Regions from separate parts of the Homo sapiens genome. Here regions 1, 2, 3 and 4 are each linked to region 5. A link is a loop called in an ENCODE intact Hi-C map of the cell type or tissue named here. Cell type or tissue: PC-3. All regions are shown on one strand.

Region 1 (5,000 bases), 74 kb after region 5:
TTTGTTCATAAATGTCTTATGAATAATTTATGTCAATTATAATGAAATAGAACCCAAATACCTTTACTATTATAGCATTTTAATAAATTCTGGCCATTGTGATGGATGAGAAGGTGAAGACTTCTCTGTGGATGATATCTTTTTCTCTACTTAGAGGCCAGGCCATTCTCAGCTCCTGTTGCCTACACTGCCCTGTCCCATGCTGCGCTGGGCTTCATGCATCTCCCCATTAGCAGTGTGGAACATACGCACACTTCACAGAAACCCCTCACGGAAGGAACCACAGTCAGTTCACCTGGTCACTATTGTTTCTTAAGTCAGAGGGAGTTAAGTTCACAGGACAGCAGCATTGCCTTTAAAAGCAGCTCGCACTTTTGTATTCATTATAAAAGTAATACAAGCTTATTAAGATAGCCAGCAATTTGGCTTTGATTTCTGATAGCTCAATCTTTTTTTTTCACAGGAAGTCTTTTTTTATGAGGTCTTCTGGGTAACATGAATCTTGGGGAAGGTGGACAGAGGGGTGTGATACATTGCTGCTTGACACTTTAATCATCACCTTTATCCCCATCAGAAGTTATTTTCATTAGTGGCTTAGTGGCTTCAAGTATCAGCCTTGGTGTGAGACTCGCCAAGATTAAAATCCAGGCTCACTGGCTGTGTGACCACAAACAGGCTTAACATTTCTCTGTCAGTTACCAGTTGGTAAATTAAGAATGATCTGATCTCTGTATCAGTTTCTTTATTGTTGAATTAGGATAATAGTACATTATTCTATAGTTGGTCGTTGTCATTGTCTCCATGTCAGCCCCCTAATTGGGTGACAGAGTATGTAATGTTCTCCCTCCCCTTCCTTTCTATTTAATTCCCCCTTTCCTTCTACTTCCTCTTTCCACTCCCATCACACTTTCAAAGGGAAATCAATTTCTTGATGGAAATGCTGAGTGAGGGTCCTTGTCAGAGCAGCTGGGGAGCAGGGAAAATGTGAGATGATAGCTTTGAGAAGGGAGGCTTGGCTGCCCAGGCTAATAAAATTTTGTGGTTGTTGATTTTATGACACACATTTCCACAGCTGCTCTGGCAGACCCCTCTTAACGCCTTCTTTTCTAATGATCAGGACATGTAAATTACCATGTTGGGCTTATCAGTGGTTGCTCATAATGTCTTGCTTTGCATGTGAGCAGAGGGGCCAAGCAATTCCCAGACACTCTCAGTAGTGGGTAGTCCTTAACTCCTTCATCTCAGAGACACATGCCAAGATCACCCAGGGCTGGACACCTGCTCTGGACCCTGGCCATGGTCATGGCTTGTCATTGTCTCCTTGCTGCAGACAGGATATGAGATAGAGGGCAATCAGGAGAAACTGAGGGCCCTGGTCTGTGAGTGGGGCAGAGGCTGTGGCTGTCCGGAGAGGAAGGGTAGGGAAGGGAAAGGCGCTTCTTTTGGAAGAAGGCAGGTCTGGTTCTGAGTACTGGCTTTGCCATTAAGGCTTTATGGTGCTGGGAAGTTACTTTACCGTTTCAAATTGGTTTTCTCATCTTCAACTTGCCTTTTCACTTAATTTATCATAAATATCTACCTATGTTACCAAATATAGATCTACTAGTTTCTGTAAAATAGTTGCATGATGTTTAAAAAATGTATTATGTTATTAACTAAACCATTTCCCTACAGTTGGTGTTCTGGATTGAATGTTTTTATCCCCCTCAAATTCCCACGTTGAAGCTCCAATTCCTAGGATGTCTGTATTTGGAGAGGGGGCCTCTAAGAAAGTAATTAAGGTTAAAAGAGGTCCAAAGAGTGGAGCCCTGAGCTGATAGGATAAGTGTCCTATAAGAAGAGACACGAGAGAGGGCTGGCTCTCTGTCTCTCCAAGTGCTTGCATCGAGGAAAGACCATGTAAGGACGTAGCAAAAAGCTGGCTGGCTGCAAGCCAGGAAGAGGGCCCTCCTAGAACCTCACCTTACTGGCACCCTGATCTCAGACTTCTAGTCCCCAGCACTGTGAGAAAATAAATTTCTGTTGTTTAAGCCACCAGTCTGTGGTACTTTCATTATGGCTGCCCGAGCAGACTAACACAGATGGACATTCAAAGTGTTATAATTTTCCCTTATTACAGATTATTAAGATGAACATTTTTGCCTAATATGTTCACTTGCTGGGTCATAGGATGTTTCTTTTTTCCCTTTTCTCTTGTTATAATTTTTATGTATACCAAAATGTTGAGAGGATACTATAAACTGCTATACACCCATCTACCTACATTTAACAATTGTTATCATTTAAGGGCACAACCAAAAAATTGACCCCCAAAAAAGGCTGTTATCAATTTATAACCCTCTCCCCCACCTCACACACACACATACACAAATAATGTAACAGAGAAGATGCTTTTATCTTTGACACAGAAAGAAGTCCCCAGGACCTCAGTTTAAAGGGGAAAGAAAAGGTCTCTTCCCAGGAGGGCTATCTTTGGTCAGACTCATCTTTCTCTCCTCTGCCTCTTTGTCTCTGTCTGTCCTGTGTCCCTCCCCACCAATTCCCCAATCCTTAAATGCATGAGTCCAACCTTTATGCCACTCTGCTCTCTGCCCTATCCAGGCACATGTCTAATAGGCCCTTTGTTTGGCCTCGGAGAACTTGGCCAGCCCCTTGAATATGAAAGGAAAGAATTGTGAGGAGGCTTTCCAAGCTGCCATTCTTCTCTGGTTACAGCAAAAATCCTATGGGCAGAATCTTCTATTTTATATTCTGAGAGGCTCTGTCGTCAGCTGGTGAACAAGCCTCTCTGGAGACAAGGGAGGCAAGATGCATGCACGGGTTACCATGGGGACAGACAAGCTGCAATAAATGTTCCTGCTCATAGCTTGACGAGGTTTTCACAGTTTGGTGTAATTTCTTTGTCAGTCGTCCATTAAGTCACTCCTAATGAATCACTGGGAGTGTCTGCTCTTCACGTGAACCTTGGGATCGCATGACTCAGGCAGAGAGCAGTCTTAAAAGCAACAGCGAGACAACAAGGCATCTTTAACTGGTGGACTTTTTGCAAATCGAGTGGCCTCTGGCCTGAGGAAGATTCTGGAACTCACCAGAGTGGGCCAGGAGTTCAAGCTGCTGTTTTAGATTAATCTTTTGCTTACTGGTCTCAACAGGTATCTTGTGCCTCCCGGAATCCTGTGTGGCTTGGTGTTCCTGGGGAGAGGGAGGAAGGAGGTTCCTGGCAGGAGAAAAGGGGTTCTAAGAGTTGACCACTGGGCCTTTCAGCCCTGATGTCCTCTGTCATTTGGCGGACGAGAATATATGTAGTGTGTCTGTTCTTACTAAGTGCCACTTTCTACATAAAATGCATATTTAGGGTTCCCTCTTCCTGCCCCTCTCCCCCGACTTTAGTCTGGTCACAGGTTCTTGCATGCTGGGTTGAAGGCACTGTGGAACTCAAAGGCCCTGGCTCCCCAGCATGGTCCCTGTGGCTCCAAGGCCCTTCAGGACCAGGCTCAGCCTCTTCTCCAGCCTTTTTACTCACCGGCTTGCTCCAACTGCTGCCAGCCTCATGAAACACTTGAATTCCTTAAGCCTGCCACAAACTTTCTTACCCCTGGAAAGACAACTTCCTGTTATCTGGAGTGTTCTTCCTCATCCTATTATCTGGTTTAAACCTACTTTTCCATAGATGTCAGTCTGTCCAGGAAGTCTCACCTGACCCCCTGAAAGGCTGAATTAGGTACCTTACCTGTCTCACCTGTCTCCTATGTTCAACGGTGAACCCCTGGAGAGCTGGAAGAACATCTTTTTGCTCACCTCTTTGTATTCACCTTTAGCCTGCAGAAAGATTCTTCACGCTGAATGATACTCTGTAAATATTAATTGAATAAACACAAATGTGTGTGATTTCCCCCAGGTGAGGAACCCTTTGGGCCACCCCACAAAATGGAACCTTCTTCTCATCTGAGCATCTCTGAGGTGGTATCAAGCTCTGCTGTGCTAGGTGTCATGACCCTTTGCCAATTAGCCTATAGGATGTGCTCAAGAAGAGTGCAAAGGCTTGATTCAGGATTTTAAAATCAATGTAGCTAATTAAAAAATAACTCGTTGAACTGAAAAACAAGTTCAGAAACAATTAAGATAATTAAAATATCACCACCTTAATTGAGACCAAGTAGTGAGCTTAAAAATAAAATTAATCAAAAAAAGTTACATGGAACCAGTAATTAACTGGCTTTTGAATTCAATGCTTTACAGCTTAACAAATCTCTTTAAATTAATTCATTCTTGGTTTGTTCCTTGAGAAAGGTTTCTGTAAAAAGTCATTTTGAAAAAAATAATTGGATTTGTGCTGGGTGCCAGTTGACTCTTGAATAGTTCTGCATATAGGTGGGAAAGATAAAATTAACCTTTGGTGGGCGCCTGCTCTGTGCTAGGGATGCTGTCCTGTTTGGGTCCACAGGAGTCCTGCAGGTTTGGTGATAGAAGAGGTAGAGAAGACACAGGGCTTTGTCATCCTCTGGGGATGTCTGCATCCTCTCACTCCTTGTATGCGGAGAGAGATTGAAACTTGGAGCAAGTCCCCAGGAAATCAATAGCACCATGACAAGGAAACTTTGAACTCTGCTCAGGGCTGTCACGCTCAGCTGCCTCTCCTACCTTCTCACCTACAGTTTCCCCTACTTATTAAAAGGCCTCTCAAATGCCACTTATTATTCGGATCTCTTATCCTTCCCTTTTCAAAGTGCAGCCACAGTCCTTTCCAGTACTGGTGCTGGGTGCCTTTCAGGAGCATCCATCACCCTGAGCCTTGAGGCTGCTAGGTAAAACGTATTTGGGAGGCCTGAGTTTAAATGGAAATGACACACTCCTCATCCCCTTTCAATCCCAGTGTTGCTGTTTCTCAAAAACAAAATGCGGCGAGGTGATTAAACAAATGCTGACAGCTTGATTTGTTACTGTTTTGTTGCTCTGTGAAGTTCATTTACTCTAAATAATTTGCATACATGTTTGAAGTA
Region 2 (5,000 bases), 130 kb after region 5:
TTACAGAAGAGGTAACCAACACTCACAAAAAGGTTGTTCCTTGCCTAAGATAACACAACCATCAATGACAGAAATAGAATCTGAACCTAGACTTAGCTGAGCCCAAACAGTTTTGGTCTTTGGTTAATAAAGGCATACGTCATTTTAATGAATGTTCTTTTATTGTGCTTTGCAGATACTAAGGTTTTTTTTACAAATTGGAGGTTTGTGGCAGACCCACATTAAACAAGTCTGTTGGTACCAATTTTTCAACAATGGGTGCTCACTTCATGTCCCTGTGTCACATTTTGGTAATTCTTGCAATATTTCAAACTTTACAAATTATTATTATATTTGTTATGGTGATCTGGGATCACTGATTTTTTATGTTGTTATTGAAATTGTTCTGGGGCATCATAAACCACTCCAACATAAGATGATGAAATTAATTGATAAATCTGGTATGTGTTCTGACTGCTCCACTAACCAGCCGTTCCCTTGTCTCTCTCCCTCTCCATGGGCATCCCTGTTCCTTATGACACAACAATATTGAAATTAAGCTAATTAATAACACTGTAGTGGCCTCTAAGTGTTCAGGCGAAAGGAAGAGTGACATGTCTGTCACTTTAAATCAAAAGTTAGAAATGATCGTGCTTAGCGACAAAGGCATATTGAAAGATGAGATAGGCCAAAGCCAGGCCTCTTGTGCCAAGCCAAGTTGTAAGTGCAAATGAAAAGTTATTGGAGGAAATTAAAATGCTATCAAGTAGCATCACATTGCTACTGAGAAATTTTTGTGAAAGGAAGAGTCCATCAATTCAGCAAACTTTATTGTCTTATTTTCAGGAATTACAGCCACCTTAATCTTCAGCAGCCACCACCCTTATCAGTCAGCAGTCATCAATATCAGGGCAAGACCCTCCACCAGCAAAAAGGTCATGACTTTCTGAAGGCTCAGGTGATGGTTAGCATTTTTTAGTAGTAAAATATTTTTAAATCAAGGCATGTACATTATTTTTAGACCTAGTGCTATTGCATCCTTAATAGACTATACTATAGTATAAACATAACTTTTATATGTACCAGGAAGCCAAAAAATTTGAGTAACTCACTTTATTGTAATATTTGCTTTATTGTGGTTGTCTGGGAATGAACCCACAATACTTCTGAAGTTTGCCTGTACTTGAATTTTATGAAGTACTAAACTCTCCTGGTTTAATAGTGGTGAATAGGAATAGCATGGTGCATATGTAGAGTAGCTTTTGAGTGGCCTACTTGAACCATCCACCCTGATGTCTGGTTGGCATCTCACATTCAATGTGTCCAAAACAGAGCTCCTGATTTTCCTTGGGCCCCAGTGTTTCCCCCAATCTGCTAATGACTCTATTCTGTGCCCAGTGACTCAGGCCAAATCTCTGGAGTCATCTTTGTTGATTTTCTCTCATTTTGTTCAACCAATCCTTAGCAAGCCTTGTCTTCTTCACTCTAAACTATATCCTGATTTTGGCCACTTATCCCCATTGCTACTCCTTAAACACTGGTGAGAGCCCCAGGGACATTGCATGGTCTCATTACTGGTCTCTGTTTCCATCAGTGTTTGCCTGTAGTCTGTTCTTCACAGAGCAGCTGAGTGATCATTGAAACAGCCTATTCCTTTCCCCTCACTTACAAGTGGTGTCCTCACCCTGCTCCCCCAGGTTCTCTATGATCTGACCTCTGTCTTACCATGTTTTTCTCATCATGACTCTGCTCCAGTCACTTGGGTGGCTTTTCTGCTTCCAATGTGCTGAGCTCGTTTCATATCAGCGTTTTGAACATCCCGTTCCCTCTGCCTGCATGCTGTTTCCCTAGACTGTCATGGGACTGGCTCCTTCTCCGCATCCCCATCTTAGCTGGAAGGTTATCTCCTCAGAGAGACCCTCTCTGACCACCACACAACAGAGCTGTCTTCCCCTCATTACTTTCTGGCCTATTGCTCTGCTTTCTTCATACCAATTACCTGCATCTGAAATCTCTTATTTCACTTGCTACTCAAGACTGTATGCTCCATAAAGGCAGAGTCCATGTCTATCTTATTTCCGTCTGAATTTCTAGAATGGGGCCTAGCATATGGTAGATTCTCAGTAAACACTGTGAATAAAAAATTAAATGATTAAAGTGCTATAGTTCTCATAATGTGCCAGGAAAGCTGCTGGATGGACCATTGGATTTATTTTAGTCCAGAATCTCTCCAGGGCTGAGAGAGACCCTGCCCTTCTTCAGCCCCCAGTGAGGATGCTAGCCTCTTCTAATTGCTCTTTCAGGATCTCAGGGAGACAAAGAGAGCACAGGATCATGATGGTTAATACAGAAATCCTGATAACTGCTGCTATGATTTGAATGTCCCCTCTAAAACACATATTGAAACTTAATCCCCAATGTGGCAGATATTGAGAGGTGGGGCCTTTAAGAGGTGACTGGATCATCAAGACTCTGCCCTAATGAATATTTTAATGGGTTAATGTTTTAATGGGTTAATGGATTAATGAGTCATCATGGGAGGGGAACTAGTGGCTTTATAAGAAGAGGAAGAGAGACTTGAGCTGACCCATTAATGTGCTCAGGCCCTTGGCCATGCGATACCCTAGACAGAGCCCCCACCGGCAAAAAGGCTCACAGCAGATAAGCCCCCTCAACCCAGGACTTCTCAGCCTCCGTGACTGTGAGAAGTAAATTCCTTTCCTTTATAAATTACCCAGTTTCAGCAACAGCAAATGGACTACTACAGTTGCCCAAACACTGATGTGTGCAAGTGTGAGTGCTGGAAAGAGGCACTGTGCTCATCCATCCATCCATTCATCGATTGATCTTTTCTCCTATTCATCAGGAAAGGACTGGGTGCTTGTTCCTCTCTAGGCACAGGATATACAAAAATGTACTAGGCAACGTCTCTGTCCTCATGGAATTCCCAGTTCAGAAGGGGAGATGTATTGAATGGTTTGAGAAAAGTGGGTGTGTATCAGGTGGGCACACAGTAAGAGAACGTCTGACCTCACCTGGGTATCAGGGAGGGCCTCTTGAGGAGGTAATGACAGAGTTACATAAGAGAAGTGTCAAGAAGGGCCTCTGGCAGAAGCGCCAAGTGGGGCCAGCCTTGGACACCCTGCCCTCCCCTTCACACACTTGTGGCACACTCTTCCTCCTGTAAATCTCAGCCCCTCGGTCGCTTCCTCAGGAATGCCTTCCCTGAGGGCGAACCAGCTCAGGGCCTCTCGTTACACATCTCAACAGCACCATGTATCTTTTTTTTCTTAGCATTTGCCATAGTTATAGATTAATTTTGTATTTGTAAGATTATTTAATGTCTGTATACTCCAGTAAACTATGAACATGGAATACAAACCATGTTTGTTTGTGGCTTACTGCTTTATCCTCAGAATCTTGTACAATGCCTGACACAGAGAAATTACTTAATGGACACTTGGGTATTGGAAGGTGGATGGAGTGGCAGGGAGTATGGGGGTAGATAGGGCTGGAGAGGTGAGCAGGGGCCAGATCAGGAAGGTCTCTGTCGCCCACTGAGGGACTTGACGGGAAAATAATGGAAATGTGAGTTTATCGTGTTTATAAGGAACTGACATAATTGAGCACTTTGGGGATTCTTTCTAGTCTTGGTGGATGAAATAGCTTCATGAGTAAATATTATAAAGAATCTGTAAGAGCAGATGAGCTCCCATATGCAAAGAGTTTTCAGTCCTGGAAAGAGGGGCTAATAAACTTCAATTCACCATCCAGTGTCCTCTGTGTACCTTGGTTCCAGGCTTTGTGCCCAGCTCTGGGAATGCCTGAGATGAATAATTCAAGCTCCCCTGCCTGGAGGCGCTCTCTGTTTGAAGGGGAGGGCCAGTCTGTGATCCTCCAACAGACTGACAGTGAGGAAATTTGAACTGCTGAAGCTGTGGGAGGCTCTGAGAGCCTGAGAGCCAAGGGGAGTGGCAATTAAATTAAATGTGGCTGTCAAGGGAACTGTTATTTTTATTTGTCCTTACCTAGAAACCAAAACATAAATGTAAAGGCTGCCAGTGGGCACCACTCTCAGTAGACATGAACACAGGCCTTCTCCAAATACATCCCAGGGAATGCTGCCTGGCATTGATATCATGATGAAGGATAGTGTCTCAGCTTCATCTACAGCGAGGGTTTTATTTGGCTAGCATAACCCTTGGGGTTGTCTTCTTATCCTGGCTTGGGTGTGTTTTGCTAGAGCCTTTACTTTATATTCACAGCACCTACTACTGTGCTTAGCAGCTAGTAGGTGCTCAGTAAATGTTGGTGGAAGGGTGGGATGGAGCAGGGAAGAGATAGTCCTTGGGAGGATAGGAGAAATGACCTACTGGCTGCCCAGATTGAAAGCAGAGTCCCCATGCTTGTGCAGAAACTGGCTGATTTGTGACACACATCTTTGCACCCTCTTTAGCCAACTCTCCTATGCTCGTGTCTTCATCCTCCTCAGCTCCCCTTTGCCTCCTGGCCATTGAACACAGAGGATCCTGTGGCCCCATTTTCATTTCTCTTGTGCTACCTTTTTTTCCTGGGTCCTGGCTCAGTTCCATGGCTGAATTAGTATGTAAAGAGATGGGGGTGGGGAGGAGAGGGCTTTAGACTGGAATTTGAAACTGAGCCAGAGAATACTGAAAGAAAGAGAAAACACTTCATGACTGCAGGTGCCTGAGCGTCTCAGGAGAATCAAGTTGTATCTTGTCAAAGCCCCTTGCTTGAAAAACCCAGGGGAACAAAGAGATTTTCCTTTTACAGAATCTGCCCATTCTGTTTGTGCCATGACCCTTTTTCCTCCTGAAGCTTGGGATTGTGGGATATTTGAGAGGTATTTCATACTTCAGGGATACAACTTTACATCACAATCAAGCTCGACCGAATTCTGCCCTTCCATTAACTTCAGCCAGCAAAGGTGCCTGCTGGGTCCCCATGCCTGGCTGTGAGGTGAGGGGTGTGGAGATGGCTGGACATAGCCTTGTCCTCAA
Region 3 (5,000 bases), 420 kb after region 5:
ACATTCAGCTCTCCCAGTTCTTCGGCCTTCAGACTTGGACTGAGCCAGGCTGCTGGCTTCCCTGATTTTCCAGCTTGCAGATCAAAAACTGTGGGACTGCTTAGCCTCCAAAATTATGTAAGCCAATTCCCATAATAAATACCCATAGATAGATAGATAGATAGATAGATAGATAGATAGATAGATAGATATAAATTTTTGAGACATGGTCTGGCTCTGTTGCCTAGGCTGGAGTGCAGTGGTGCCATCTTGGCTTACTGTAACCTCCACAGGATCAGGTTCAAGTGATCCTCCCACCTCAGCCTCCCAAGTAGCTGGGACTATGGGCACATGCCACCATGCCTGCCTAATTTTTGCATGTTTTTGTAAATATGGGGTTTTGCCATGTTGCCCATGCTGGTCTCAAACTCCTGAGCTCAAGTGATCCAACCCACCTCGGCCTCCTAAACTGCTGGAATTACAGAGTGAGCCATGGCATCTGGCCCCCTCTCACATATTGATATCTATTATCTGTATCTGTGTGTGTGCATGTGTGTGTGCGTGTGTGTGTGTGTGTGTGTGTCCTATTGGTTCTGTTTCTTTGGAGAACCTTGACTGATACAAGTGATTATATCTGGAGATTTGGGAAAAAATATCCTAGAAAGGTGACCTGCTAGCTGGGTTTTAAAGAGTGAGAGGGATTGGTAGGTTGAGTAAAATAATGAATAAACTCTTATGCAGAAAAAAGAGTAGGTATAAAACTTTGGTGATATTAAAGAGCAGAGCACATTTGGGGGAAGGCATCTTAGTTCATTTTGTGCTGCTATAGCAGAATATTTGAGACTGGATATTTTATAAATGACAGAAGTATATTTCTTACAATTCTAGAGACTAGGAAGTCCAAGATCATGCCATTGGCAGGTTCAGTCTCTGGTTCCAAGATGGTATTAGGTTGCTGCAAAAGTGATTGCAGTTTTTGCCATTGGAAGAAAGGACAAAAACCACAATTACTTTTGCACCAAACTCATACCTTGTTGCCGTGTCTGCTGAAGGGGAGGAACATTGCGTTCTCACATAGCAGAAGATCAAAAGAGAGTGAATTTACTTCTTTAAGAGCTTCTTATGGTGGCATTAATTATTCATGAGGGCTCTGCCCTCATATCTAAACACCACCAATTAGGTCCCACCTCCCAACACTGTTGCATTGGGGATTAATTTTCCTACATGTGAATTTGTGGGGACATATTCAGACCACAGCAGAAGGCAAGAAGTTCAGTGTGACTGGAGCACAGTATTACGAGGGGATGCAGGAAGCATGGCATAATATGAAGCTGGAAAGTGGGTAGAAGCTTCATTTTGAAGGTAGTATAAGGTATGTGAAGGCTTTTATCTTCTAGAGGGTGGTGAACCACTGGTGAGCTTTGAGAAGGGATGTGAAAGGATCCAACTTTTACCTTAGAAAGTTCATACAGAATGTAGTATGCAGAGTGAGGGTGAGTTGGGTATGGAGATGTGACAATGGGGGAAGGAACCCTGATCAGAACACTATGGCCATGGTCCAGACAAGAAAGAAGCTCAGATCACAACAAGGGATAGATGACTTCAGAGAACACAAACATTCTCCTTTCAGCTAAAACTATAATATATCAACATCATCCAAAGAACAAAATGTAAAAATGTTGAGAAGTTGTTTCTAATCTTTTCTGATAGGCTCAACTCTATTAAACTCTAAAAGGAAATTTTGCATTTCGCTCTATTTCCCCATTTGCATTTTATTGTTGTCTGCAGTAGTGAGAACTATACTAGAAAATATCTGCAGTGGTTTCCACCTAAAACAGCTTAACATCTTACTTTATTATGGCTCCCTTTTCATTTTGAAACAAGTTGGTCTGTGTGGATAAATCCGCCAAATAGAGAACCCCAGTGAGTCCCACTGGAAAACAGTTCTCTATGCCAGACACCAGTTTAATATTCCTTCAGTGGAAGGTGTCTCTCTGAGGGAAACCATATAAAAAATTGTTAGCCTCCTCTTGAGACCATTTCTGTTTTGTTTCTGAAACAAATTATGGGCCAGCAGTGCCCTCACCTGGCATCTTGAAATTATAGAGTGACATTCCTATTTTCAAGCACGGAGGAGGATTTTTACAGAAATAAGCCATTGGTAATATTAGTTCTCTCTCCTTGAAGACCCAAACTAATGAGTTACTTGGGGCCACAAGTTGTGGCTGAAATGGGGATCAAGAAGAAGCCTATTTTTCCATGGTCAATGTTAAGGAAGCAATTGAAGTATTCAGCAAAACAAACAAACAAACCTGAATTTGTTGTCTGAAGCTGAGTTCAAATGTCAGCATTGCTTCTCACCTACGCTGTGACCCTGGCAGGTCATTTTCCTTTTGCTCACCTTATGGAACCCTTGTAAGCATTAGATGCAAGAATGTATCTAAAAGCATCTGTAAATGGCAAATGTTCAATTTATGTCATATAAAAACCTGAAATTTCCCTAAAGGACTGTAATCGATACAAATTTTCTAGCAAGAAAAAAGAATCTGCTAGCAAATACCAAGAACTATAAATGTGTATGGGCCTTTCAAGCCAGTAACTACACTTTTAGAACTTATCATAGGAAAATTAAGTGAAATGTATAAAATGTTGTTTGCACAAAAGATGTTCATTATGGTGATATGTATAATAAAGTTTGGAAGTAATCTCAATGTGAATATCCAAGAAACTAGGGAAATGGTTAAATTGACTTGCTATATCTATGCCACATGTTGATGCTGCCATTTAAAAACAAAGTTTCAAGAAAATTTTAATTATATAAAAATACGATGTTAGAAGAATGGGCTGTATATTATATCAACTATAAGAGATGTAAATAAAAACAAATAGAAAAAGTATTTGAAATAAAAAATTAGATGATATCAGGTAATGGTAAGGATATGGGGAAAATGGGTACTTTCACATATTTCTAATAGAAGTGAAAATTTGAAACACGTTGGACAGCCTTTTAAATTTGTTAAAGTAAAAAAATATATAAATGCCTATGATATAAAAAGTTCCATCTGAGCACAAAAATGTGCATAAAGATATTCACCAACATCTTGTTATAACAGTGAAAAATTGGAAACAACTTGCTTGTCCACCCATATTGAAATGATTAAATGAATTACGATATGTGTGTTTGGACAGATCAGGTGATTCTGTGGGAGCAAACAACATCCAAGTCACGATGCCTTAAAAAAAGCAATAAAAAATTTCTCACACTGTAGTGTGAGTAAAAGTAACTCAACACATTTCAGCTGGGGCTCAGCTCCATCATCCTTAAGATGCAGACAGAACTGCACTGTCCCACATGGTAGCTACTAGCCACATGGAGCTATTGAGCCCTTGAAATGTGTCTAGTCTGAATTGATAAACACTGTAAGTGTAAGTTATATACCGGATTTTAAAGGCTGAGTATAAAAGTGTAAAATATTTATTTAATAGTTTTTCGTGTTGATTGCATGTTGAAATGATAATAGTTTGGGTATACTGGGTAAATGAAATACATTATTAAAATTAATTTTGCCTGTGTTTAACTTTTTTTAAATGTGACTTACGGAATATTTAAAATTAGATAACAGCTTAGATTATATTTTTTACTAGGCAGTGCTGGTCGAGAACACCACTAGTCTCAACAGCAAGTGAAAAGAGAAAGATGAAGCATGTGTCAGCTCTTAAAGCTTTTGCCTGGGAGTGACATATGGGACATGGGTTTATATCTCCTTGACCAAAGGCAATCATACTGGCAACCTGAGTTTAGTAGAGTGGGATGCTCCCATCCTACTATGTGCCCAGAGAGAGAGAGAGAGAGAGAGAGAGAGAGAGAGAGAGAGAGAACTAGGACATTGGAGAACAGCCCTCCTATCAACCACACTGTGGAATGCCACACAGGGGATTAAAATAATGTCAGGTCTCTACATGCTGATGTGAAAAGAGTCCAAGACAAATTGTTGAGTAAAAAAGCAAGTTCTTTAACAATACGTATTGTATCACACTGTTTACAAAACACATGCCCACACAGGCAGAACAAAATTGCACCTATTATGAGGACATATATTATACAGGTAACAAACTAGGAAAATGTCTGGAAGACATACACTAAACGTAAAACAATGCTTACCTCTTTGTAGGGGAGAGGTTGCTTTATCTTTAATGTTCGAATATCATACAATGAAAGCAAAGTGTGTTTGGGCAGTTTGGGCTGGATATCTTCTGTTTGCCCCTCTAGTTGGACTCTTTACACTCCCTGACCCTGTCCTATGCCCAGGGGTGTAGGCTGCATAAATGGGCTGCAGCCTTGATTGCTGGTTTCTGATGTATTTGGCCAGAGGAAGCCACTGGTAGGGAAGGGGAAGAGTGAGGCTGAGGCATGTATTCTCCTCCCAGTGATGTTGCACTACCTCCTCTTGCTGTCAGGAGGTGGTCCCTACACAGTTCTCTCTGTTTTGGGTTCTGACCATTGTCTTCTCCCACTCAAGCTCCAGGTGGCAATGTCATCCCCACTAATACCAAACCCTAGGTGCTGCACTATCTCTTGTGGTTTCCTTATATTCCATCCACTCTCTTATAAATAGTAAGTTTACTAAATTCTCTTCAAGTTACTCAACTTAAGTATATCCTGTACTTTTGCTGGGACTGTGAGTAATACATTTCAAAATGAAGAAAAAAATCATAGAAGAAAAAAAAACCTTGACCAAATTATGACCAAAAATGACAAAATTCTTTGCCTCACCATTTCTGGCATTAGGATTATCCGTATTTTCTGTGCTGTTGTACTTCTTTGTCATTACTAACTATCTCTATAATAAATATTACCTTTACAGTTCATTTAAAAAGGAAGTCTAAAAGGAAAAAAAACCAAGTAAATGAAGTTACCCTAAAATTGAATTTGAGGTCCTAATAATAAATTATTTGCTTAAGCCAGTGTCCAGAATAGTTTTTCCTGGGTTTTCTTCTAGGAATTTATAGTTTGAGGTTTT
Region 4 (5,000 bases), 72 kb before region 5:
GGGTCCTTTAATTCTCAGCCTTCATTGCAATTGTAAAATTGTCAGAAGTGATAAAGTTGTATTTTTCTTAAATGAAATAAGTGGAGAATTGTTCATTGGCTGGCCCTGTGGTGAGCTCTTCGATCCAACAGTTTTGATGAAACATAGACATGCTCATCTCTGTTTCCAGGGAATATTAGCTCTGTGCTGCTGGTGGTAGAGCTCTAAGGAGGAACAGTGGCAAGTAGGGTAGATATAAAGTGAGCTTTCATGGAGGCAGTGACATTTAGAGCAACACAGTGACCACTGAGTAGCATTATGTGAAAGGCATGTCGATTTGTGACTGCAGGGGACATAGTTTATTGTAGAATGTTGGGGAAGTACAGAAAAGCATAAAGAACAAAAAACAGCTGTATTGCAGCCATGCAGGTGAACTTTGGTTGTATATCTAGGTATTTATTCAGGGTATTTGTGCAGTATCTCCCGTGGGTCAAGTGCTGGGATGCATCAGTGACCAGAATGAAATACCTGCCCTCATGCAGCTGATGTCCTAGAGGGAGTAGAGGAAGACAGGCAATAAATGAGTGATGAATCCTACAGAGAAAAATAAAGGGAGAAGGGCAGTGCCAGAAGTAGGAGATCATGGGGGTGGAAAGAGGAGTTTGGTCTTCTTTTAATAGCTAGTGAAGGAAGGATTCATTTGTAAAGGGCAGCTGGGCAGAGATCTCAAGAAAGAGGTAGTAAGCTATGTGGATATCTGAAGGAAAAATATTTCAGATAAGAAAACAGCAAGTGCAAAGGCCCTGAGGCAAGAATGTGCCTGAAACGTTGCTGCAGCAGCAGATCAGAGTGACTGGAGCAGAGTGAACCAGAGGGGAGAGATGGAAAGTAGGAGAAGCAATAGGGTCAAATCCTGGTCCTGGAACATCTTCCCTTCTCTGTGGGATGCTGTCTTTATTTATGTATAGAACCCTGGGTAGGAATGCCAGCTGATATGTGGAAAATAATGGAAAATGTCAGTTTGAGATAAGGGAGGTGACAACTTCCACGGCCTTGGCCTTTGTGTTTTCAGTTGAGCTCATCTACATGGAGGCAGTGTGTTGTGATGGAGACAGCATGGGTGTTGGAATTGTAGGACTTGTGTTCAACTCTTGACTGTGTCCTGGCCAGCCCTGCATCCTTGGGCAGATCACTTAGCTTCTTGGATCTCAGTCTCTTCACCTATAAAACGTAACTAATACAGGGTTTTTGAGAGACTTATAATGCACAGTATGTACTCAATCCAAGCCATTTTGCCTGTATCTATTAATATAGGAAATTGCTGTAGTTTTTCTCATGATGGAAATAAATATGATCTAGTACAGCTAACTCTCAATTATTTTTTCTTAGATGCTGCTGTTTCATCTAGTACCATATGGTTCGATAAAGAAGCCAAAAGACATATGTGGCCATTTAAATTTAAATTCATTGAAATTAAATAAGATTAAATGCTCAATTCCTCAGTCATACTAGTGATATTTCAAGAGGTCATTAGCCCAGTGGCTACTGTTTTGGGCAGTGCAGAATAGGGACCATTTCCAGCACCACTTTTTGAGATGGAGTGTCGCTCTGTCACCCAGGCTGGAGTGCAGTGCTATCTCGGCTCACTGCAAGCTCCGCCTCCCGGGTTCATGCCATTCTCCTGCCTCAGCCTCCCGAGTAGCTGGGACTACAGGCGCATGCCACCACGCCCGGCTAATTTTTTTGTATTTTTAGTAGAGACGGGGTTTCACCGTGTTAGCGAGGATGGTCTCGATCTCCTGACCTCATGATCCACCCGCCTCGGCCTCCCAAAGTGCTGGGATTACAGGCGTGAGCCACCACGCCCGGTGCATCGTTGAAAGTTTTATTGGATGGCGCTGCCCTACAGCAAGTGTCAAGCTTCTGCTTATTCCGAGCTCTTGTCTGTGTATAGGGAAAGTGGTATTACCTTTCTTTATGGTAGTATTCATGATTCATACCAGGAGCACACTCACACTGGGGAGGGGCAAGGTGGGATTTCAGAGCCCCATGACAGGTTTCCTGAATCAGAATTTCTGTGGGTAAGTCCCAGGGATCTGCCTCTTTTTTTTCACTTCCTCTGTGATTCTGATGCAGGCTAAAGTTTGAGATTTGAAGCTCTAGAGGGCATTGTCAGAATTTATTAAAGCATGTAGTCCATCCTAAAATGCTCAGATGATGCAAGCTACAGAATTGCAGAATATTAGTACTAATTGCATATTGCTTTGGTGGATCACTTTCCTTCATCATGGTCCACTTGAGATTAAACTAATTTGTTGGGCTCTGTGAACTCCCCTGGAGACAGCATTTCATGTGCTCTAATAAAAGCTGCCAAAGTCTTATTTGTGCTTTCAAAATATTCCTGAAATAAATGGTGCTGTGTGTTCGTTTATTAGATTTATTTAAAGAAATAAGCCCAATACCCAATGGCCTACAATGTGCATCAAAAAAAAAAAAAAAAAAAAAAAAAAAAAAAATTCAACAAACCAACTGCAGAATTGAATGAAACAGCAGTGGCCACAGTTTTCTTAAAAGAATGTGCCAGATGGGTACTGGTCACAGGGGATTACTAGTGACCCTAGTAATAAACAAGATTACAAGAAGATAAACAAGATTAAAATGAAATTATTTCTTACTCCAAATCAGGATTTTCCGCCGTGTTTGCAGCAGCGACTCTGAGGGAAATGTGGCCTGCAAAGAGTTTACTGTCATGGTGCCAGTTTCGTGTTTGTCCAGTGATAAATCAGTGGATTTATGGGTTTAATTACCTCTTATTGCCAACTCCCTTCCTATCTGAATATACGAATTTAAAAGTTAGGATGTGTATCTACAGGTAGTAAAATACCATTTTGTTCTTTCTCAGTGGCTGAATCCTGTATGGAATGAAAATCAAAGGAAAATCTTAAAGATGCGTCAGTGCATTACGCTGTAGAGATTCATGTGCAGAAGACTAGCTGGCTATGCACTAGTTCTGTCCTGGGAAGGGCTTCGTTCTAACAATTGTTTTCTCTGGAAGGTGATGGGTGACTCCATCTTTTCAGATCACATCCACACCCATGGTAGCTGCCCCAGCATTTTGGTCTGGCTCCTCCAACTTTTTTTTTTTTTTTTTTTTTTTTTTTTTTTTTTTTTTTTTTTTTAACTACACCAGTGAATGGACAGCATAGGGTTTTCCTATGAAACCAAGCTCCTTCCTTTTCTGGATGCTGAGCAACACTTTTAGGGGTTTAGCTTAGGGTAGTTCCCATTCGAAACTCTCCTCAGGGGTAATTAAGACTGTTCAGCTTCACCCCCTTTAGTCTGCAGTTTCTTGCTTTGGAAAATATTCCTTCCTCATCCCTCATCCAGAGACCTCTACTGTGTTAGGATTCTCATGGTTACACATGAATGAAATTTAGTTCAGGCTGGCTTACATACAAAGCCGAGTTATTGTTCCCTGTAATTTGAAAGTTCTTTGTTGGACTTCAGGCATGGCTGCATCCAGGCTTGCACTCGCTTTCTCCTCTCTCTTGGCTGCAGCTCCTTTGGCACATTGGATTTATTCTCAGAGATGCTTTTATCACATGACTGGGAAGATCTTCTCTGGCAGTTCCAAGCCAGCCTCTTCCTAATAGGGCCATGTGGAGAGAGAACCCTTTCTCTCTGGCATCCACATGCAAACAGGAAGGGTTTTTACCAAGCTGTGAAGGTCATGCATCCATTCCTTGATGCATTGCTGTGGCAAGGAGTGTGAGCTCACAGTGGCCAGCCTGGCTGGGGGTGTGGTCAGCCATGCCTGGACCTTACGTAAATGGTTTGCTTGGAAGAAGGGGGAAGCCTGTGGGACAGATAAAACAGAGGTCCTCTCCACCACTCCAGGCAGGGCATGTCCAAGCCTCCCATCAGCTTTCATTTGCATGGAGTTCTCATAGCTCAGCTTACCCCTCTCCTTGCTCAAGGGAGCTCCGTTATTTGCTGCATTTGGTTCTAGCCTGGACATATAAAGCAGTCTTATAGGTGTGAACTCCTTTGCCCATACCTGACCTCAGTTGTGGTGGCCTCCTGGAGTTGCCATGGAAACACCATGATGTCAGGGCCTGTTCTGATTCTGGTTTGTAGGACCTGGGAGATCTTACTGACCTTTCAGGTGAAGGAATTACACACTTGCAACCTGCCTGTGCCCCTCCCTGGCTGTGTAAAGTTAACTCTTTTGAGCCTCACGTTTTTCATCTTTCAAATAGGGCCAGTAATCATAGCTAGATTAGAGGACTGTTGTGAGAATTAAATCAAATTTGGGACAGAGAGCTTGCTTAGCCTGTTGCCTGTCATGTGGTTGGTGCCCATCCCTGGTGGCTCTGCTCCTCCAGTGTCTGTCTGCTCTTTTCTGGGCTGGCATGCATGCTTCTGCTGAGGCAGATGGATGGATTTCCTATTCTATAGATCACCAGGTAGTTCAGGGAGGTGGTCAATTGTGCTGTTAAGCATGTGGGTTCTGGATCAAGACTACCAGGTGAATCTAGGCTCTGGCTTTTACCAGCTGTGTGTCCTCAGGCCAACCCCCAAATTCCTCTGTGCTTAGTTACTTCACTTGAAAAATAAAAGAGAGAGTAATGAGGATTACATCAATTGAGATGTTTTATGCACTTGGAAAGATACCAGCACTTAGTAAGCGATCAATATGTTAATTACTACTTGTGCCAGTACTAGGCTTCCCTTGTGCCTTTCTGGCTTTCCAGACCTGTCAGGGTTGAGACTAGACAAGGGCCCCGCTTCTCCCTAACTGTGGGATGTACGCCTTCAGCAGTTCACCTGGTATTAGGAAACCTGTCCGTTCTGCCATATGAAGGTTTCCCTGGAAATACCTTTTTCTGGCTCAGAGTATTTCTTTATTTACAACTAAGCAGTGGCCCATGTCAATCATATCAAGACATCAGAATAGCCTGTTTCTGTTTCACTTATTTCTCAAACCTTTATTAAAATGTGATACGCATGTGTGCAAAGTA
Region 5 (5,000 bases):
TACATGTTTGAGCAATTTTTTGAACATTTAGAACATGTTTTTGCTCATTATTTTATCAACATGTGATAAAATGAGAATAATTTCATCTCATTGTTGAAAATATGTGTTGAAACCTGGGTCTCACAAATGTGGAGATAACATTGGGAGTCATTAAGCAGGCCCCAAATGGTGAATCATTAGTCTCAGATGGATGGTCCCTGGAATTAAGACAGCCAACTACGTAGTCAATTGTGAGGAAAGAGGAAAATAAAGGGCACAAATGAAGTGCTGAAAATGTGTCATCTAAGATGATATTTCAAAAGCTGAGTTATTAGGAATTTCATGCTGTTTTTAATACGTAGAGAACAGACAATCCCCCATAGCTACACCTGTTGTTTCATTGTCATGCTTTTTACTTTTTTTTTTTTTCATGTTATAGCACATTATGTACAGGGCTGCCTTGGATTATAGGGGCTACCCCTTTAATTTGTCATCAAAAGTTCATTTTTCTCATATCATGATTGGGAGAAAAGTGACAAATTAATTGATGGAAATGGTGGTCTGTTCCTGTCTCCATCCTCAGTCTCTTCCTGCCCAGTTGTTATCTCCTTTCCCTGCTTTATTTTTGCCATAGCATGGATACTTGTTTATCATCTGTATGTCACTGGTAGACTATTAGCTCCGTAAGAGTAGGGAGTTTTGCCATTCTAGATCAGCGTGTCTCAACAGTTTTTTTCATTATCACTTCCCTAAGAAGACTTAAATTTTTTTTTCCTAATTGCCTCTCCCCTTTCTGAAATTTAAAGCCACCAATATACTGTGTATCTGTTTAGATGCTATTTGTCTATCTGTGCTTTATATGTAAAAAGAAGTGTAAGATTTTGTTTTCATCCCTCAAAAACCAGTTTTCACTCCCTTGAGGGACAGTGTGGCCCCCTTTGAGAAAGCACATTCCAGACCTAGTGTCAAAAGGAGTACATGGAGCACAGTAGGTGCTCAATTAATTTGTGTTGAATGAATTTGACTTACCTAGGATGTCTGTCTTCATGAAAGTGATTAAACCCACACATAAATGATGTGCTTGCTGTTTTCAAGCACCTGTTTTTAGAATTTCATTGTCTTTTTTTCTTTTTCAGTAGAGGCCAAACAAATGTTGGCTAACCACTTGACAGATATGTGAAGGGGGTCTCCCTCTTATAGTTGTATTAAATCTGTGCTCTTCTTTTAAGAGTCTGATTATCCAGGAGAGGTAATGCTTTAATTGAGGGTCTTATTTAAACCTATAGATAATTATCCCTGATGATCTATGTATACACAGAAAGCAAATGTACAAATTTACTAAATGCTCTTATTAGCTACTGGTGTTAGCCTTTGTTCCCACTTAAGCTCTGATACTGAAACTGAACTGTTTGGTGACAGAGCCCCTGAGAGTATTTTGCTTGGCCTTACCCAAAGAGAGGTTCCCCCCACCTACTCTGAAGTGGGGGCGGGAATCAAATAGAAGCACTTAAACAGATCTTCTTAGTGTACTCTGGATTTGCCCAGGCAGCCTGTGTGTTTTTAGATCCCTTGATACTCTGCAGCTGCTTTGTCCTCTCTCCTGATGGCGTATGTATGTGACATGATAAAAGCCAGAGTTTTGAGTACCTTAAATAAAACAAGAAAACTCGAGGCTTCATGCTGTCCTCTGTGATGGGAATAGTAATAAAAGCATGACAATTGGTGTGTTAAAGAAGCCAGATACCAGGAAGACCTTTTCAGATGGAGTCTGATCAAGGCTTTCTCATCAGACAGAAACAAACCCAGTGCCTGAGCCCTGTGGAGGGTGGGCGCTGCTTCCCTGAGATGCTGTGGGAGGAATAACTGGTTGTGTACATTCCCAGAAGGAGAAGTATTCATTCATCATTTTCATTATTGCCTTGTTTCTCCACAGAAATATTTCAGATGCTAATTTTCTTGGAAGAGAAGATTGACATTCACACTTACTTTTATTTTAACAATTAAAGAAAAATAATGAATATTCATGCCAAGAAAATGAACTTAGTTACAGTCTAAACACATATCATAATGAATGGTTCTGATATTTGGACCCTCATGGCTGTAATAATACAGTTAAGTTCCTAAAATTGGAATCTATTGTCATCTCAGTCATTGACTGAAACTGAAAATATCTCATCGAAGATGTTGTGTAAAGGTCTCGGTTATTAGGAATTTCATGCTGTTTTCGACACCCGGAGATGAGGCAACCACCCTCATAACATATAGATCTGTTGAATTTTTTATTTGCTTTGTTGGGACAGATTCCTTGAAACAAGACCTCTGTGTGTCATATATATTGCCTTGTAATAATTTTCATTTTAGGGGGGTTAGGAGTGCTGTCTCTTCGAGTGCTTTTTTGCAGCTGGATGCACATGGCAGTTTCTGAAATGGGCCTGGACTTTTATAACATGAAGCCATGTGCTTTTCTTAGTAACTATAACTCATTGGTCATTTACCTTAGGATGGACAGACATTTAAAAGATGGAATTTTTGGAAGGTGCCAAAATCAGACATTTAAAATGGAAATTTCCAAGGCAACAGGCTATTTAGAGGAAACTTGTGAATCCTTTTAAAATTGGAATGCCTCCCCCATTTATGTTTCTACATAGATATTTGGGTTTTTATATTCCAGTTTTTCTCAAAGTGAGACACACCTATTTAAGCAGATATATTTCTGCTGGCCACGTTTCTGTGGCTGTTGGCTTACTGTGCTGGAGTGTTAAATGAGTGATTCTAAGAATAATTGCAAAGATGCTTTGAAAACATGGATATAAAGTCACACATCTTAATAAAAGTTGGGGGACTTTTTCACTAGACTTTCTTTAGAATGTTAACATTTTCTGCTCTGGAACCATGTGTGTGCCCGAGAAAGGCTGAGGATTCAGTATGGAGACTAGCAACCTTCACTTATTCACTCACTCACCTACCTATTCGCTGACACAGCCTCTTAGTGACCATTTGCTCAGTGCCTGCTGAGCAGTGATTCCTATCTAAGGTGCTGACGAAACAGATGACTGTGACTCAGTCCTTGTCCTTAGTGTCCTCACTGTTTAGAGAAACCCAACAATTACACTAGAGGGCAGTGGAGTTCATAGTGGTTAGGAGACTAGACTCAGGAGTCAGACCTGGGTGATGTGGGCCAAATTATTACATCCTATGTGATGTGGTTTGTTCCTCTATAAAGTGGGGTAAAATACAAACAACCTCACAGGGCTCTTTGAGGATTAAGTAATCTAAATCCATGTAAAGTACAGTTCCTTGCGTGTGATAATACTTAGAAAATGATGATCCATTCATGGCTTCACAGCCAGGTGCTATAGAGAGTGACTCAAAATGCATCCTGGGGGGCACTGCCAGGCAGGGCGACTCAAGTGAAAGGATTAGTTATGTACATGCCCCCCAAAATGAGAGAAGGTTGTTTTCTTTTTCCACAGATTTAACCAAAATGGTGCTTTTGGAAATGAGGAGTTGTCAATATGGGATGTGGAGGACATGATTTTGAGGTCATTTGATTTTGTTCTGCACTGCTCTGTCTCTGTGCTCCCCATCTTCCTCCCTCTGAAACATGGGTTCTTGTTGCTCTATCTAGAAACACCACCCTCCTGGGTCAGGAGATGCAACTGACCCCCACTAGATGGAGGGCATGGTGTCTAGATACCCTGGGCTATTCTTTCAGAATCTACTTCTGGGGCAGATGGAGTACTGGATGGGTTGCCCAGGGCTTAGAGACTAGATCAAGAGAATCCTGAAGGCCATGGCTCTAGAAAGGTTCACATTTTCTAATTACTTCTTCAGGACCTGCTCACTCTAAGGAGGCAAAGCAGCTCTAAAAGACACCATGGAGGCCCTATAAAATCATCATGTCTCTCCAGGAAAAATAGCCACCTAGGTTATCTTCAGTGAAGTAGACTAGGGGCCCAGCCAGGGCCAAGACCTCAGCTTCCTAAGCACTCAACACAGCCTGGACAGACATATGTTCAGTGAATACTTTGATCATGATGAGCTCTAGAACATTGGGCAAAGGCACTATGCCAGTTATTGTTTCTTCACACATCTGTGTGTTTTCTGGCAATAAGGTATACTTTCTCATGAAATTTGACCTGGAGTTTTGTTTGGTGGTATTTTGAGCTTCTATTCATTTGGAGAAAAAAAGGCATGATTCTTAATTGCTGTAATTTTACCTTCATGAATTCAGAAATGCGAGTCCTGGAATAATGAATCCCCTTTTATAAAGAAACATATTTGCAGCAATGCCAATTCCTGGCTCATTAGGCCCATTCTAGCAGCGGAGATGTCTGGCTTTCCCCAGGGCAGGACCTGCTAAGTGTTGGGATACTCTTACTTTTTCCAATCCCTCTGCCTCCACTGAACTCCACCTCTCACAAGGAAGAGTTAACATTTAATGAAAGGATCTTTTGACACCCACTGCCAGAATCCTGCTTACTTACCACTCTGCAAATAATTTTAAATGAGTGATTTTTGTCATCTTAGCATCATTAATTCAGGTTCACACAAAGAACACAGTGTATTTGTGTAAAAGGCTACTAGACAAATTAAGAGGGTGATGCTAGCATTTCCTGTGTGCAGATTTGGCAGCCGTCATCTATTTGGAGAGATTCCAGGTGAGATCCTAGGGAAGAGAGCTTTGTATAAAACAGGTTTCTTCTCATATGCCTCCTTAAGGTTCCCCCTTGCAGGTCTTACAACAAAGGAGTGCCTTGGTGGGGACCCTGCATTTTGTCTGTCCCACTTCAGCCTGCTTGGAGCCAGCCTGGGCACTGCTTTTTTCCTTGTTGATGATTTTCTTTCATATCACCATGCCGCCTCTGCCCAGGTACCTGGCAGCTAGTTACCTTTGGTGGTATTGTCTGGTATGGTGGTCTGATGAGAAGGAGCTCCTCCTTGGGCAGGTTTGGGACCACCTGTGCTTGTTGTACACCTTAAATGTAGGGGAAGAATCTGACTAGCTACTATAGGACTCA

What was found. Hi-C counts contacts between places; a loop is a spot of excess contacts. Peaks named below come from ENCODE experiments on the same cell type or tissue, not always from the same donor. Only the 100,000 strongest peaks of a DNase experiment are listed, where the experiment ranks them.
Region 1: a loop joins it to region 5, with 6 times the contacts of the local background. A loop is called at or near these places in 9 of 110 quality-filtered maps.
Region 2: a loop joins it to region 5, with 3 times the contacts of the local background. A loop is called at or near these places in 4 of 110 quality-filtered maps.
Region 3: it touches region 5 in a loop (6-fold over the local background); 42 of 110 quality-filtered maps call a loop at or near these places.
Region 4: it touches region 5 in a loop (4-fold over the local background); 2 of 110 quality-filtered maps call a loop at or near these places.

The regions. Positions count from the first base shown.
Region 1 is chr5:137,144,452-137,149,451 of GRCh38, reverse strand. The region is part of intron 3 of SPOCK1 (SPARC (osteonectin), cwcv and kazal like domains proteoglycan 1); the gene reads left to right. Among named protein-coding and RNA genes, the nearest start is that of SPOCK1, 350 kb to the left of the region's middle. RefSeq lists an enhancer at 2,789-3,988. In PC-3, no CTCF peak of the experiment used is centred here; a DNase peak (open chromatin) is centred at 2,911; H3K27ac peaks cover 1,081 bases.
Region 2 is chr5:137,090,535-137,095,534 of GRCh38, reverse strand. The region is part of intron 5 of SPOCK1 (SPARC (osteonectin), cwcv and kazal like domains proteoglycan 1); the gene reads left to right. Among named protein-coding and RNA genes, the nearest start is that of CTB-1I21.1, 360 kb to the right of the region's middle. In PC-3, no CTCF peak of the experiment used is centred here; no DNase peak of the experiment used is centred here.
Region 3 is chr5:136,799,633-136,804,632 of GRCh38, reverse strand. No RefSeq gene overlaps it. Among named protein-coding and RNA genes, the nearest start is that of CTB-1I21.1, 67 kb to the right of the region's middle. In PC-3, CTCF peaks have their summits at 2,063 (motif pointing left) and 4,484 (motif pointing right); no DNase peak of the experiment used is centred here.
Region 4 is chr5:137,290,585-137,295,584 of GRCh38, reverse strand. All of the region lies in intron 2 of SPOCK1 (SPARC (osteonectin), cwcv and kazal like domains proteoglycan 1), which reads left to right. Among named protein-coding and RNA genes, the nearest start is that of SPOCK1, 210 kb to the left of the region's middle. In PC-3, no CTCF peak of the experiment used is centred here; DNase peaks (open chromatin) are centred at 2,014 and 2,904; H3K4me3 peaks cover 469 bases; H3K27ac peaks cover 3,214 bases.
Region 5 is chr5:137,218,717-137,223,716 of GRCh38, reverse strand. The region is part of intron 3 of SPOCK1 (SPARC (osteonectin), cwcv and kazal like domains proteoglycan 1); the gene reads left to right. Among named protein-coding and RNA genes, the nearest start is that of SPOCK1, 280 kb to the left of the region's middle. RefSeq lists a silencer at 2,970-3,119. In PC-3, a CTCF peak has its summit at 3,096 (motif pointing right); DNase peaks (open chromatin) are centred at 3,036 and 4,626; H3K4me3 peaks cover 395 bases; H3K27ac peaks cover 1,711 bases.